Regions from separate parts of the Homo sapiens genome. Here all the other regions are linked to region 1. A link is a contact called in ENCODE Hi-C or POLR2A ChIA-PET data. All regions are on one chromosome and are shown on one strand. The core of a region is the stretch at or near the end of the contact, and the rest is flanking DNA. Distances in the headings are between cores, read along the strand shown. Region 1 has its middle 31 kb from the start of LINC00222. Region 2 overlaps ARMC2 (armadillo repeat containing 2). Region 3 overlaps FOXO3 (forkhead box O3). Region 4 overlaps FOXO3 (forkhead box O3).

Region 1 (2,943 bases), core at 101-2,600:
AGAACCAGGTGTTGCTAAGATTTAAAAGGTATTCTGTTTGCTAATTCAACTGAAATACACACAATCCGCCCCCAGTGCTGGGTTCAACATCTTTTTGCCAAGGCGGTTTTTACAAATGCTGATGAACCACTCCATGTGGCTTCCTAGGCAAGCACATTCCTCAAGCATTTTGACACCGGCTAATGATTTAAAGTCCCTTTGGCTCCATAAACAGTGGAGGCCGGCCCAAAGTGTTGGCTGATTAGAAACCCACTGGGCAGGCTCGCCCAAAAGGGCCTGGGGCTGGGTGAGCGCTCTACCTGGCTTCCCTCCTTGGGTGAGGAGGAGTGGGGTGGAAGGAAGGTGAGAAGGTGGTGCCCCTTTTCTGGATCTCTTGGTTTCCCTTTGACTCTCCATCTAGTATTCTCTGCATACACACACACTCGCACACACACACGCGCACACACATGCACACTCATATGCACACGCACACTCGTCTCTGCCTATGACTGTTCGATATCTTGTTGAATAGGCTCTGTGAAGGGCTGGGGGAGGGGCACATGTTGGAGAGAATGCCTACTTTTACTTCACTCGCAAAGATTCATCCCAAATTCTGTGGGGGTGTGTTGGCAAGGAGGGGAGGCAAGACTAAACAGAGGGGATAAAAACTTGCATCCGCATGATTGCTTTTTAAAAATATGACAACTTGTGAAAGCTTTATTTTCTGTTTATAGTGAAAGGCATTTCTTCTTGCCATTTACAGAGCAATTCTGCAAGAGAGCTTCAGCAAAATTCCAAAACAATCGCATCGAGAGTCGGCACAACGCAGGTCTCCCGACTTTGACTGGTTCCAGACGAAGTTTCTTTTGTCGTTTGCTAGCCTCCAGGGATGCAATCTCTACACTCTCTGTGGGATGGAGGGGGAAGGTGAGTGGAGGGAACATTAAATATTAGGAAACCCGAAGAAAAAGCAAAAGCAACTGCTTTCTCAGGCTGCCCTTCGGAGGTTCGTAGTCCGGGAACGATGAAGGGAGACTGCCACCTATGGGCCAGGTTCCAGGGACGCCCGCACGTGGCGTTCTGCGGGACAGACGCAGTCTTAAGGTAGAAGGGAAGGCGTCTTCATGGGACAGTGAGTCACCGCACACTCTGCTTGCAGGCAGAAGCACTCTTAACTCATTCAGGACAGATGAGCATTTTCCCAATTTAAAGGACACTTTTTTTTTTTTTTAAACAAGAGTGTGATCTTGTAAGCCAAGTTTTGTAATACAAACAAAATAATGGAACTGACACCCCAGGACCCACCATTTAAATTAAACAGATGTTCAGTTCAGTTTGGCTGCTAGGTTCCACAGTGGGATCCACTCCAGCACTATACCTGAAATTGTGTGGCTGCTTAACAAAAATGAATCAGCATAATGAATCAGAGATAAACATCCTCTTGCCGTGCCGTCCCAGTAGAAAAGCAACAGGATAAATAACAATTGGGCAAATATCAAACCCATTCCAGCAGATGCCTGTGGGTGGGGGCAAGGGAAATGAAAGTGGAATCAGACACAAAGGGGAATATAAAAGGAAGCACAGTTGTAAAACTAGAGAGGGACCTCACATACAGTCACGGTAATGGGATAAGAACTGAGGAGTATAATTCAATCACCTCTGCTCCCAACGTGAAAAAGAAAAGTTATATGCTTTGAGCTTGGCAAGTGGGAGACGGCTACTGTGTTATAATGGTTCCAATGGTATCATACAGTTGTCCTTTGATATTTGAGATCTATGTGTTCGTGAATAGCAAATCCTATTATTCCCATTGTCTTCCATTATAAAATCAGATCTGCCACACAACACCTATACGATACTGGATTTAGAGTAACCAAGCAGTCCCGACTCCTGTTGCAGAGAAGGGAGTGGTGTAGGTATTTGTGTGTGCATTTTTTTGTCTGAGTGTGTGTACATGTGCATGTATATGAAAGCATGTGTGTATGTATGAGTGTTTAAAAAAGGAGCTCAGGAAGGATTATGGTTCTGTCACTCCAAACCAAAGGAGATTTAAGGTCCTCTGCCCAGCATTGTAGCACCTAGAGAAAAGCTAACCCTGTCCAGGGAGGCATCTCCCCTGAATAGGCACATGTACTGAATAGGCACACTGCCTTCCAGACCCATCAGAAAGGCAGAGTTGGGCTGTAGAGTCTTCAACAGAAATCAGCAAGTAAAACTTGGGATGCTAGAATGGTACTGTACTTTCAGCAAGTGGCAAAGGAAACACAGGAAAGAATCCAACAGAAGCAGGATGGGGATTTTCTGGGCAGACTAGTAGGCTGGGTGAGGGAGAATAACCCAGTGTTGCACTCTATGTATAATCCACATTTTGTTTGCCCATTTTGCTCCTGAAGGACCTGTAGGAGACAGGAGCTAGGCCAGAACTGTTCTCTTAGCCCCACCAACTAAGGGTTAGTAGCATCAGTTCCTAAGTGAAGAAGAACTGGCAACCGATACCAGAATCCATCGAATGTCCTTTAGGGTTCTTTATACATAAAAACATAAATAGTGCCAAATTCTCATTAGTAGCTCAGTTGCTCTTTAAAAAAACACTCCTTTTATCTTTTATGAAGTGTAAGTTCAAGAGTCTTTCTAGATGTTGTAATATTCGGACACCTGGTTTAGGAGGCCTCTCTCTCCCCCCTTCATATATGTGAACCATAACCAGGAAGATCTGAGTATCTTTAACGTATATTAGTAAATTATATATACTATCGTTTCATGTACTTTACATTTTATGTAAATTATATTGTATAAATATTTATGTTGCATCTTTCTAGTTTATCATTACACATTTTAGATGTATCCATGTAGGTGATAAGGATCTAGTTCACTCATTTTAATGGCTGTGCAGCATTGCATTGCATGAATAATCCACATTTGATTTGCCCATTTTGCTCCTGAAGGTCAGGTAGCTTGTTTCCA
Region 2 (2,738 bases), core at 131-2,630, 160 kb after region 1:
AAGTGATTAATCAAATCAGCCACACAGAGTCAGTCTTTCTCTACAGGAGCAGAGCTGACAGTGATTCTTCCTGACAAAGTAGGAACCAAGTTGACAAGACCCACCAGGTGCTAATGTAGGCTTCCCAGTAAGTGGTAAGAACCACTGGCCCTTTGCCTTTTGCACAGGCAGCTGAGGAATGATTTCTTAGCTGGAGAACACAGGATGGTACATTAGTCTTTTCCACAAATTTTCGCTGCCAGACTTGTGTCAAAATAAGTCCTGGGACCAAATCTAGTTTGAAAAAGGTGCTCATCACACTGATGAGGCTTCAAGCACTGGCCAGAGTGGCTCCCTCAGGAGAGATGGGCACAGGCTCTACTCCTCAGGACCCTTAGAGCCGCCTGTCCAAGGGAGGGTGCCTTCAGTTCAGTTGGCTAGACAAGCTGCGAGTTGCTGATTCATTTGTTAGTGAAACAAGCACCAAATTTCATCTTTAAAATAATTCCTGCAGATATCGTGTTTTGAGACAGTTCAGTATATACCCATATCTAAATGTTGTAGTTTGCAACAGTTAAATTGAGAGTGATGAGTTCACTTAGAATATGGTCCGCTTTACACCCCCTCTGTTTGCATAATGGCCCTCAGTGAAGTGGGCCTCCGTTTCCATCTGTATGTGATGGTTATGTGCATGGCCTGGGTTTCTGGCTCACCAACAGTCTCAATGAAAAGGCATCTACTCCTCCCAGCTCTCATAAATGACTTCCGCAGGGAGAGCAAGGGAAACTTCTTTGGCTCATATCTGTGTGGTTAATTTGTCCAAGATCCATGATGCAACTAGTAACTCCAGTTCCCACACACACAAAAACTGAGATGAAACAGCCTCTCGTTCGGCTTAATGCCGTATGAAAGCTAAACTTTAGAGTTAGGTAAAATATCTATTAAAAATGCTGGCCAAAATTCAATTAAATGACAAATCTCATTTAAGAAATGTGCACATATTGTCTGCTTTATGGTGTAAACTGCTTTTGGTACAAAACAAATGTGCAAGCAGATGGGCTTAATAACGAAGGAGGGAGTGGGGTTGCTATCAGCCTTTGGGAGGCAGAGCCTGCCTCAGGAGGCGCCTCTGACGTCAGTGTTGCTACATTTAGCATCTCAGGAAAATACATTTGGGTTTGTTTTTTGGAAGAACATGAAGGGATTTTCCCCATTTCTTCTGTAAATATCTACTAGGCAAGAGATCTGGTAAAATGCCTCAAATAAGACTTTCAAAAGACTGGCAATATTTTGCAAAGGTCATGATCAAAAAGAACAACCTTTGTCTACATTCCTATCACATGTGTCCATTGACCATTTAACTCTCTCCACGTTTAGATACGGTTAATTTCTTGTTTCTTTTACCACAGAGCTTCCAGATGCAGCAGGACTGTCGTCAGAGCCTTTGCAAACCCTGGGAACTGCCAGACTCATTCTTGGTTGTGCTGCTTTTAAAGTCCTACCTCTCTCATTCTGTTTAGACTTCTATAGGCATAAGCTGCTGTCTTCAGCCATGTATGCACAGTGAACACTGATTTGGAATGCTTAGCCATCGTGGTATCAGAAATGAGAGCTGGAATGTCTGAACAGTGTGGGCTGAAAGCAAAACCACCTCCATTTTTCTAGCTGTTCATCTTGAATGTGACCACAGCCTTTCAGCATTCCAGAGAGGTGCCTTCTCTTCCCCGCTATCCTCTTTGGGCCATCAAGGATTGGTTAGGAAGGTGCCCCCACCCCTTCCCCTGGTGCCTTTGTAGGGCGACTTGGCTCCCAGCTTGTCCTCTGCCTCCTGCCTGACAGGAGCACGCCCTATGGCTGTCTTCCCAGCCCCTCTGCAGGCACATTCCCAGCGGGTGCTGAGAGCATTTGGCTGAGCTTGCTCCTTTTTTCAGCCTTGGCCTTGGTCTGCGCCCCTGACCGGGCAGGCTGTACAATACGCCCTTAGCTTGTTCATTCTTTCCAGCTCCTGCCGGCTTTGCCCTTGTGGAACTGGCTCTTACCCCGCTCAGCACGGAACCCAAATGCCTGATTTATGTCTGCTGGCTTGAAAAAGAACTTAGCACAGTGAAATTCTAGCATTGGCCTGGTACTTTTGAGTGACATTCAGAGGCATATCGTGGGTGCTCAATAAATGATTGCTGATAGAACAGATAGATGGATGGAGGAATCAAGCGTAATCTCTTCTGGTTTTAAAATGATTTTCTACTTAGATTCTTGGCTTTGAGTCTCCAACATTTCAGATTCTTCGATTTTATCTAGTTAAACACGTAGGCAAACTCTTGACCCACTTTCAGTGCCCTATGGTCAGTTAGCATTTTTGCAGTAGTGCACAGTCTGTCTTCCAGTTTGCTAAAATTTATCTGTTCTTCAAGCCACCTGCAAGCTCAATTAATGTTTGAGTTTTGTTTGAGGGTGGTAAGTTGGATAAACAAAGCAAATTGTAAATCCTGATTCAGCTCTCAGGCACGAGAAGTTTGTAACCATATTTTAAACAGGGTATTTTGATTAATTTTCTGGTTAATAGAGAGTTCGGATTTTAAGTATATTTACATCCCCTTCCATTTCAACCCATTCTTACAAATTTTTCTAAAATGTGTTCCTTTACTTAGTGGAAGCAGTTCCCTCCTAAGTGGAGTCTGCTGAACATAGTTTATTCTTTCTGTGACAGCTTGATATTGTTTCTTCCCCACAGTCAACATTATGCACATGAGTTATTTTAA
Region 3 (3,000 bases), core at 30-2,529, 190 kb before region 1:
TTCTGCCAGAAATGGACTTTTTACATTAATGGGCCAAGTATAGAATATTTTGAGATTCAGTAAGAAATATTTTAATGGTGGCAGGCCCTGGTCCCCTTCATTCTGTCAGACTGCCCAGATACTGCTTCCTTCTTGTCCGTTTTGTTTAAACTTTCCATTCATATTTTTTTCTTCCTGAAATGTTTCTTTATTTTGAGGAATGCCCCCAAAGCTTATAACCTGTCAGTGTGCATTATTTTACCATGAAGGTCAAATGCTTTATTTTCTACCTTTCTCTTCCCCATCCTATTATCCCTTAGCATTGAAAACATTTTTATAGTACTATTTTTGTTATTGTTTCCCAGTGGTTTTTGAGGAATAATGGACCTGTTTGAGGAAATGTGTGTTGCCTGATCTCTAGAAAAATGTGGTTACCTAAGACATTTTGCATGTGATTTGGATATGATTTCAGGGGCTTATGGACCCACTAAGTCCCATCCATGGACTCCTGGTTAATGGCCTAAATGAAAAAAAAAAAAAAAAAAAAAAAAGTTCAAAGTAAAAGTAGTAATGTGGACTCAGAGGTATAGAGGGGAAAATGTCCAGATTACTTGAAAAGTTATGGGTTGTTGAATGAACATCTCCTCTAGTATGTTTTGTAAGTAGGGAAGGAAAACATTTGTTTGCCAAGGGAATGAGAAAGTTTAAGCAGGAAATGGAAATCGGAGATGGGTCACTAAGAAGCAACATTTAGAGGAAAGTGGAAGGTAAATAAATGTGTACCTGTCCATAGGCAAAGTTACAGGCAATTTGGGAGAATCCAGAACACTAGCCTAATTACACACTGTGTTTAAAAAGTGATCTGTGGTTTAAAAAAAGGATCTGGAAAATACTTAATATACACTGTCACCCTTTAGGGACTTCAGGATGCGTACCAGCAGACTGAAGCCCATAAGTCCTGCAGTAAAGAAACCTGTTTTATATTGTTTAATCCATCATATCCCAAACAGTTGCAGCTCAAAGGGATGCTTTTTTTTTCTTTTTTCTTTTTTTTAACAGAAAACAGTTATCAGCAGAACATACTTTGGGAAATAAACTGTTGGACTAAATAAACTAGAGTCTTATCTAACTCTTTAGAGTCTGAAGTGTGGATGGTATCTTGAACCACAATAAGCAGAGAAAATCCCAAAGGACTGGAGAGAAAATTTACTCTGGAGATGGCAGCAGCTAAGTGAGAACAGAACTTGGCCATACAGTTGTGTCTTAACTTGTCCCAAAAGGGAAGTGCCAGAATGTGGGTGATGCCATTGGGCTATGTTAGAGACACATCAGCTCAGAGGTTGTATAAGTTGTTTCCATGGCTAGATGAGAAAGAGAGCCAGACCTAAGAGTGTCCCCTTGAGCCATTAGAAACAGTGTCACCCCAGAGATTTACTCTTTTCAACTTCTCTGTCCCCATTAAATCCAGAAGCACACCAGGCTGAGAATGGGTAATAGGCTTAAGCACAAAGAAATTGCTTATGATTCTGAATGTGGAAGGCATCTTTCTTTTCAGCTATGAGGATGCTCATTTAAGAGAAATTGCTTTCTTATTAAACAGAATGATTGTGCTTTTTTTTTAATTGGATCAGAACATCCCCATGCTGCCTTGTGGTATTTGTACCTAACAAATGGATAATGACTATGTGAAATTATGGATTCTGTTGGCTAAATTTAAGCTGTCAATACAGGGCAAAAGGGTACTTTGATTCCATTACACATTGCGTTACCAGTCTCCAGAGTCCATGGGGTTAGGTACTCCATGTTTTAATATGTTTCAATAACTTTTTTATACTGACGTCTGCAGGCTTTGGTAACTCATACTGTAGACCTGTATGTGGCTGTGTCCAGCTGCAGCATGTGAGGTAGCCAGAGAGCTATTTCAGGAACAAACAGAGCTATTTCATGTTTCCTCTAATTTGTAATAAGCACTTAGGTCTGCCTGACTCTTGAGATGTATCACAGAGTTCATCACACGCCACCTATTGTAGTACTAAAAGGTACTAAAATTAGAATTCATGCTTTTGGTGTTTTAAAATTAGCGATTCTTTTCCCTCTGTTGAAGCTATATATATTTGTTAAATAGTGTCTTTTAAACCCATAAATTCTAAGCTAGAATTGATGAACATTCAGATTAAAGCAAGCAAGAAAAAACTTAATAAAAACAAAATTCCTCTCACGGAGTTTGAGGTTCCAGTGATTTAGTGGGTCATGTGTTTTCCATTAAGGATATAGTTCCCATGCAGTTAATAATGTACAACACTGTGGGTTCTCTCTGCTTTAATCTTTGCCTTCTTCCTCCCTACTGTCCCCTCTTCCATCTCCCTCAATTGGGGAGGGGAAAATCCCTGTGCATCTTTCTGTTCTTTGTAGAATTTGTTCCTTGGTAGTTTCTTCATCAACTTGAGTCACCTCAGCCCTAGAGGAGGAATGGATTAGCTGAATTCTGCTGACTTGTTGCTACCCAGCTCTGCTGATAGGGACATTTGTAGGGTGGGGATGACAGGGGATTACCAAGCAGTTGCTGAGTGATAAACTGAACTGAGGCAACCACAAGCAGGATACATAAAAAAGAACCACTGGCACGCACTGACCCATTGCTCTGAACCAGCTGTCTGTGCTGGGCCCTGGTGGGAAATGGAGGGAAAAAAAATCTAGAGCTTTCTCTTGAACAAAGTTACGCACAACATGAGTCAGAAACAAAATTTTAAAAGGTCTGGGGCTGTACAGATTTTGTTGTGGGGAGGGGAGTGTTACACATTTTATGATGATTGACTTACTGGAAATTCACCATCATGGAAACAAAAATTTAGGGAAGAATTCTGAATGTGTTCTGGGAAGCCTCTCATTCATGACATTGGTTTGGCAGACAAATGGCTTCCAGGAATGCCTACCCAGGGCATTGCTTTGTATGGCAAGATGTGGATGGTTGATAACTCCTTGACCTGGTGGTCATTGGAGACTGCCCACCCAGGGCAGGGG
Region 4 (2,942 bases), core at 312-2,811, 160 kb before region 1:
CCACGAGGAACAGCAGTTCATTCAGGCTGTAGTCATTGGGGTGACTCGTGGAACCCCTGCCTGTGTGAGTAAGCCCGCTGCCTTGCCAACTGCCTGCTGTGTGAGTCTCAAAGACATCAGATGTCATCAAGCCACAAGGACTTCTTGGTCATTCTTAAGGCCATGGCAGGAGCACAGTTCAAAATCCAATTCACAAGGCAACGTCTGGAAGAAAGAATCAAGTATGTGTGTAGTGCATGATGTACCTCAGCTACTGTAGTGAAAAATTGTTGGGATGAGTCTTTCACCATGTTAGTGTTTTTTTTTGTTTTGTTTTGTTTTTTGAGACAGAGTCTTCCTCTGTCACCCAGGCTGGTGTGCAGTGCTAAATATCCTGCAGTGCATAGGAGAGGCCCACAGCAGATGTGTCCAGCTCAAAATGCCAGTAGTGCCAGGGCTGAGAAACCTACCTGAAGCCTCACAGTGGCATGGTCCGTTTCAGAAGTATGTGGGAGAGAAAATTGAAGGTGAGAGGTCTGTAGCTCTCCTGAAGTCAGGCCACATAAGTACTTTGCCAGGTAGGTAGTGCCTAGTGACAGGGATGTACTAGAAAGAATTCCTCTTGAGCTTGGCCTTGGGTCTCGTGCAGACATGTTCATGTGACATTAGGGGAGGCTGTGGGCCTCAGGCAGCTAAGGAGTAACTGGCAAGTTTTGTATGGAGAGTCGGGAAGACAGAAGCAGGGGCAGCCGGGAGTGGTGGCTTACCTAGTAATCCCAGTACTTTGTGAGGCCAAGGCGGGTGGATCACTTGAGATCAGGCGTTTGAGACCATCCTAGCCTGGCCAATATGATGAAAGCCCATCTCTACTAACAATACAAAAAAATTAGCTGGGTGTGGTGGCGCATGCCTGTCATCCCAGCCACTTGCGAGGCTGAGGCAGGAGAGTCGCTTGAACCCAGGAAGTGGAGGTTGCAGTGAGCCCAAATCATGCCACTGCACTCCAGCCTGGGCGACAGAGCAAGACTGTCTCAAAAAAAAAAAAAAAAAAAAAAAAGGCAGGGATATCTGAGACTTAAGTTCCTCTTGGAGAGCTGGAGGGTCAGGAGAGCGAAGCTTTCTATCTTGCTTTGTACCTGAGATCTCCTTGAATCAGGGTGGGCAGGGAGAGAGAAGGGATCTGTTCAGACATTTCCTTTTGGGGTCAAATGAGAGGAAGGAGTCCTTGCCCCTTGGAGAATTACTGCAAGGATCTGGTTGAGTTGAGAATTTGTTTCCCCCACCAGTATTGTTTTTGGTGTTTTTTTGTTTTGTTTTATTTGTTTTGTTTTGTTTTAACATCTCTGTTTCCTTCCCCTTTCTGTTGTTGCTCCTTCCTCCTCCCACTCCAACTACCACACAAATCCTGACAGGAGCCTTTCTGCCCCTCTAGGGAAGGGGCCCGTGTGAGGAACTCTTACTGGACGCCCCCTTCCCTGTTGCTGTGCTGATCTTACACATCAGTTTCCACGGATCCCATGTGAATCAGTTGTCTTCCTCATTTACTCTGAGCAAGGGTGGCAGCAGCAATAGCAGAAGACGTAGATGCAGTGACTCATTTTGCATGATGTCTGCAAGAGAGCCGGGCCTCCCGTGTGCTGTGGCTCTCGTTCAGGCATTGCTTCAGAAACTTGATTCTTCTGGAATTGTGCATAAGAGGGCCTTTTAGAAAAAAAAAAAAAAAAAAGCTGGAAGAGTTCCCCTTCCTGAGCTTCAGTGGAAGCAACAGGAGGGTGGGCCACGTCCAGGACAGTGGGAGAGCAAGGATGGACCCTCTGTGTCCACCTCCAGTGTGTGGCACTGTTTTCCATCTCATCTTGGACATATCATGGGGCTACAGCATGCCTCAGAAGCCTGCCAGAACCTAGTGATGGTTTCCAGCATCTGGGTTTGGGGAGGACTGTGGTGATGCGCTAGGGATAGCCATCTGGAAGGGGTGGGGCAGAGACAGCAGGAGCCGTAGTCGTCTCAGGAGCCTACTCTGATTAGCTTATAAGTTGGCCTCTTTTCATGATTTCTGGGTCATTGGTGAGTGGATAGGAGTTATAGGATCCTTTGTGGGTGAGTAGAAGATACTGTGGCAGATAGGTTTTACTGAACCCACCTGCACATGTAAATCTTTCCTTTTTAATGTGTCACCTCTTCAGTTTGGGTGGAGAAGCTTGCCACCCCCAGGTTCATCCCTAAGCATTGTGGTAGGCTCAGGACTAACAGACACTAGCTCAGCCCCATTGAGGGCCCCCAGGCTAGGCTTCAGCTTTGGGAAAGCTTGTTTTCTCCTTGGGCAGGCCTTGTCAGACGTTTTGCTCCTGGGTGTTTGATGTTTTGATGTCTGTACTATACAAAGCCACATGGGAAGGCAAAGGAATACACCCCTTTGTATAAATGACAGTCATAACAAATGAAGTATATACCAGTTTGTGCTGTCTGTCAAGGAGTAATTCATCTCAGCTAGTAAAATAAAGGGGAAGGGAAGGAAATTCAGGTCTTTAGCTATGCATTCATAAACTGGACTTAAGAAGAGCCTTCCTCCTCTTATAATGCTAACTGCTCTTAATATTTCCTTCTTAATGAACAGTTGATATAAGAGTTTTCTCCTTTCATCTAAGAAATACAGAACAATCTGCAAGTTTTCTTAGTTGTTTGTTAAATGGACTTCGAAATGATTGAGAAATTCGTATTTCTCAGCGAAAATAAGTATTAAGTTAATGGACAAGTAGCAGTCCTTGTTGCCACCAAGATTTTGCATCTGAATTGTATATATAAACTGTGTCAGGAATATCATAAAATCATGTTGAGGCTGCAGGGACAAGGAAATTTCATCTCATGAATCTGTTTGATGTTTTCGGGATGTCCTGAGAGAAAAATTCTTTGACCTGCCTAGTGAGCAAGGTCTAAGTTTGTACACCCAGGTCACATTGTAC

What was found. A loop is a pair of places that touch in the nucleus more often than their neighbours do. ChIA-PET counts read pairs that join two places held with the same protein, here RNA polymerase II (POLR2A). Pooled maps may share reads with other maps.
Region 2: a pooled map shows a loop between it and region 1 (2.3-fold over the local background). The contact joins two enhancer-like sites. A Hi-C loop is called at or near these places in 1 of 50 pooled maps. POLR2A ChIA-PET finds 5 or more read pairs at or near these places in 2 of 52 experiments (OCI-LY7 and SK-N-SH).
Region 3: a loop to region 1 is called in a pooled map, with 3 times the contacts of the local background. The contact joins two enhancer-like sites. A Hi-C loop is called at or near these places in 1 of 168 maps with a recorded cell type or tissue (Calu3) and 6 of 50 pooled maps. POLR2A ChIA-PET finds 5 or more read pairs at or near these places in 2 of 52 experiments (Caco-2 and PC-9).
Region 4: a map of MCF 10A shows a loop between it and region 1 (7-fold over the local background). The contact joins two enhancer-like sites. A Hi-C loop is called at or near these places in 1 of 168 maps with a recorded cell type or tissue (MCF 10A), 1 of 37 single-sample maps with no recorded cell type and 8 of 50 pooled maps. POLR2A ChIA-PET finds 5 or more read pairs at or near these places in 1 of 52 experiments (activated T-cell).

The regions. Positions count from the first base shown.
Region 1 is chr6:108,781,446-108,784,388 of GRCh38, forward strand. No RefSeq gene overlaps it. Among named protein-coding and RNA genes, the nearest start is that of LINC00222, 31 kb to the left of the region's middle. RefSeq lists an enhancer at 921-970. Within about 2 kb of position 1,351, at least 22 of the 41 ENCODE cell types and tissues checked have a DNase peak (open chromatin) inside an H3K27ac peak, as active enhancers do.
Region 2 is chr6:108,944,136-108,946,873 of GRCh38, forward strand. The region is part of intron 12 of ARMC2 (armadillo repeat containing 2); the gene reads left to right. Among named protein-coding and RNA genes, the nearest start is that of ARMC2-AS1, 21 kb to the left of the region's middle. RefSeq lists an enhancer at 1,226-1,782. Within about 2 kb of position 1,381, at least 26 of the 41 ENCODE cell types and tissues checked have a DNase peak (open chromatin) inside an H3K27ac peak, as active enhancers do.
Region 3 is chr6:108,595,877-108,598,876 of GRCh38, forward strand. All of the region lies in intron 1 of FOXO3 (forkhead box O3), which reads left to right. Among named protein-coding and RNA genes, the nearest start is that of FOXO3, 36 kb to the left of the region's middle. Within about 2 kb of position 1,280, at least 6 of the 41 ENCODE cell types and tissues checked have a DNase peak (open chromatin) inside an H3K27ac peak, as active enhancers do.
Region 4 is chr6:108,621,245-108,624,186 of GRCh38, forward strand. All of the region lies in intron 1 of FOXO3 (forkhead box O3), which reads left to right. Among named protein-coding and RNA genes, the nearest start is that of FOXO3, 62 kb to the left of the region's middle. Within about 2 kb of position 1,562, at least 16 of the 41 ENCODE cell types and tissues checked have a DNase peak (open chromatin) inside an H3K27ac peak, as active enhancers do.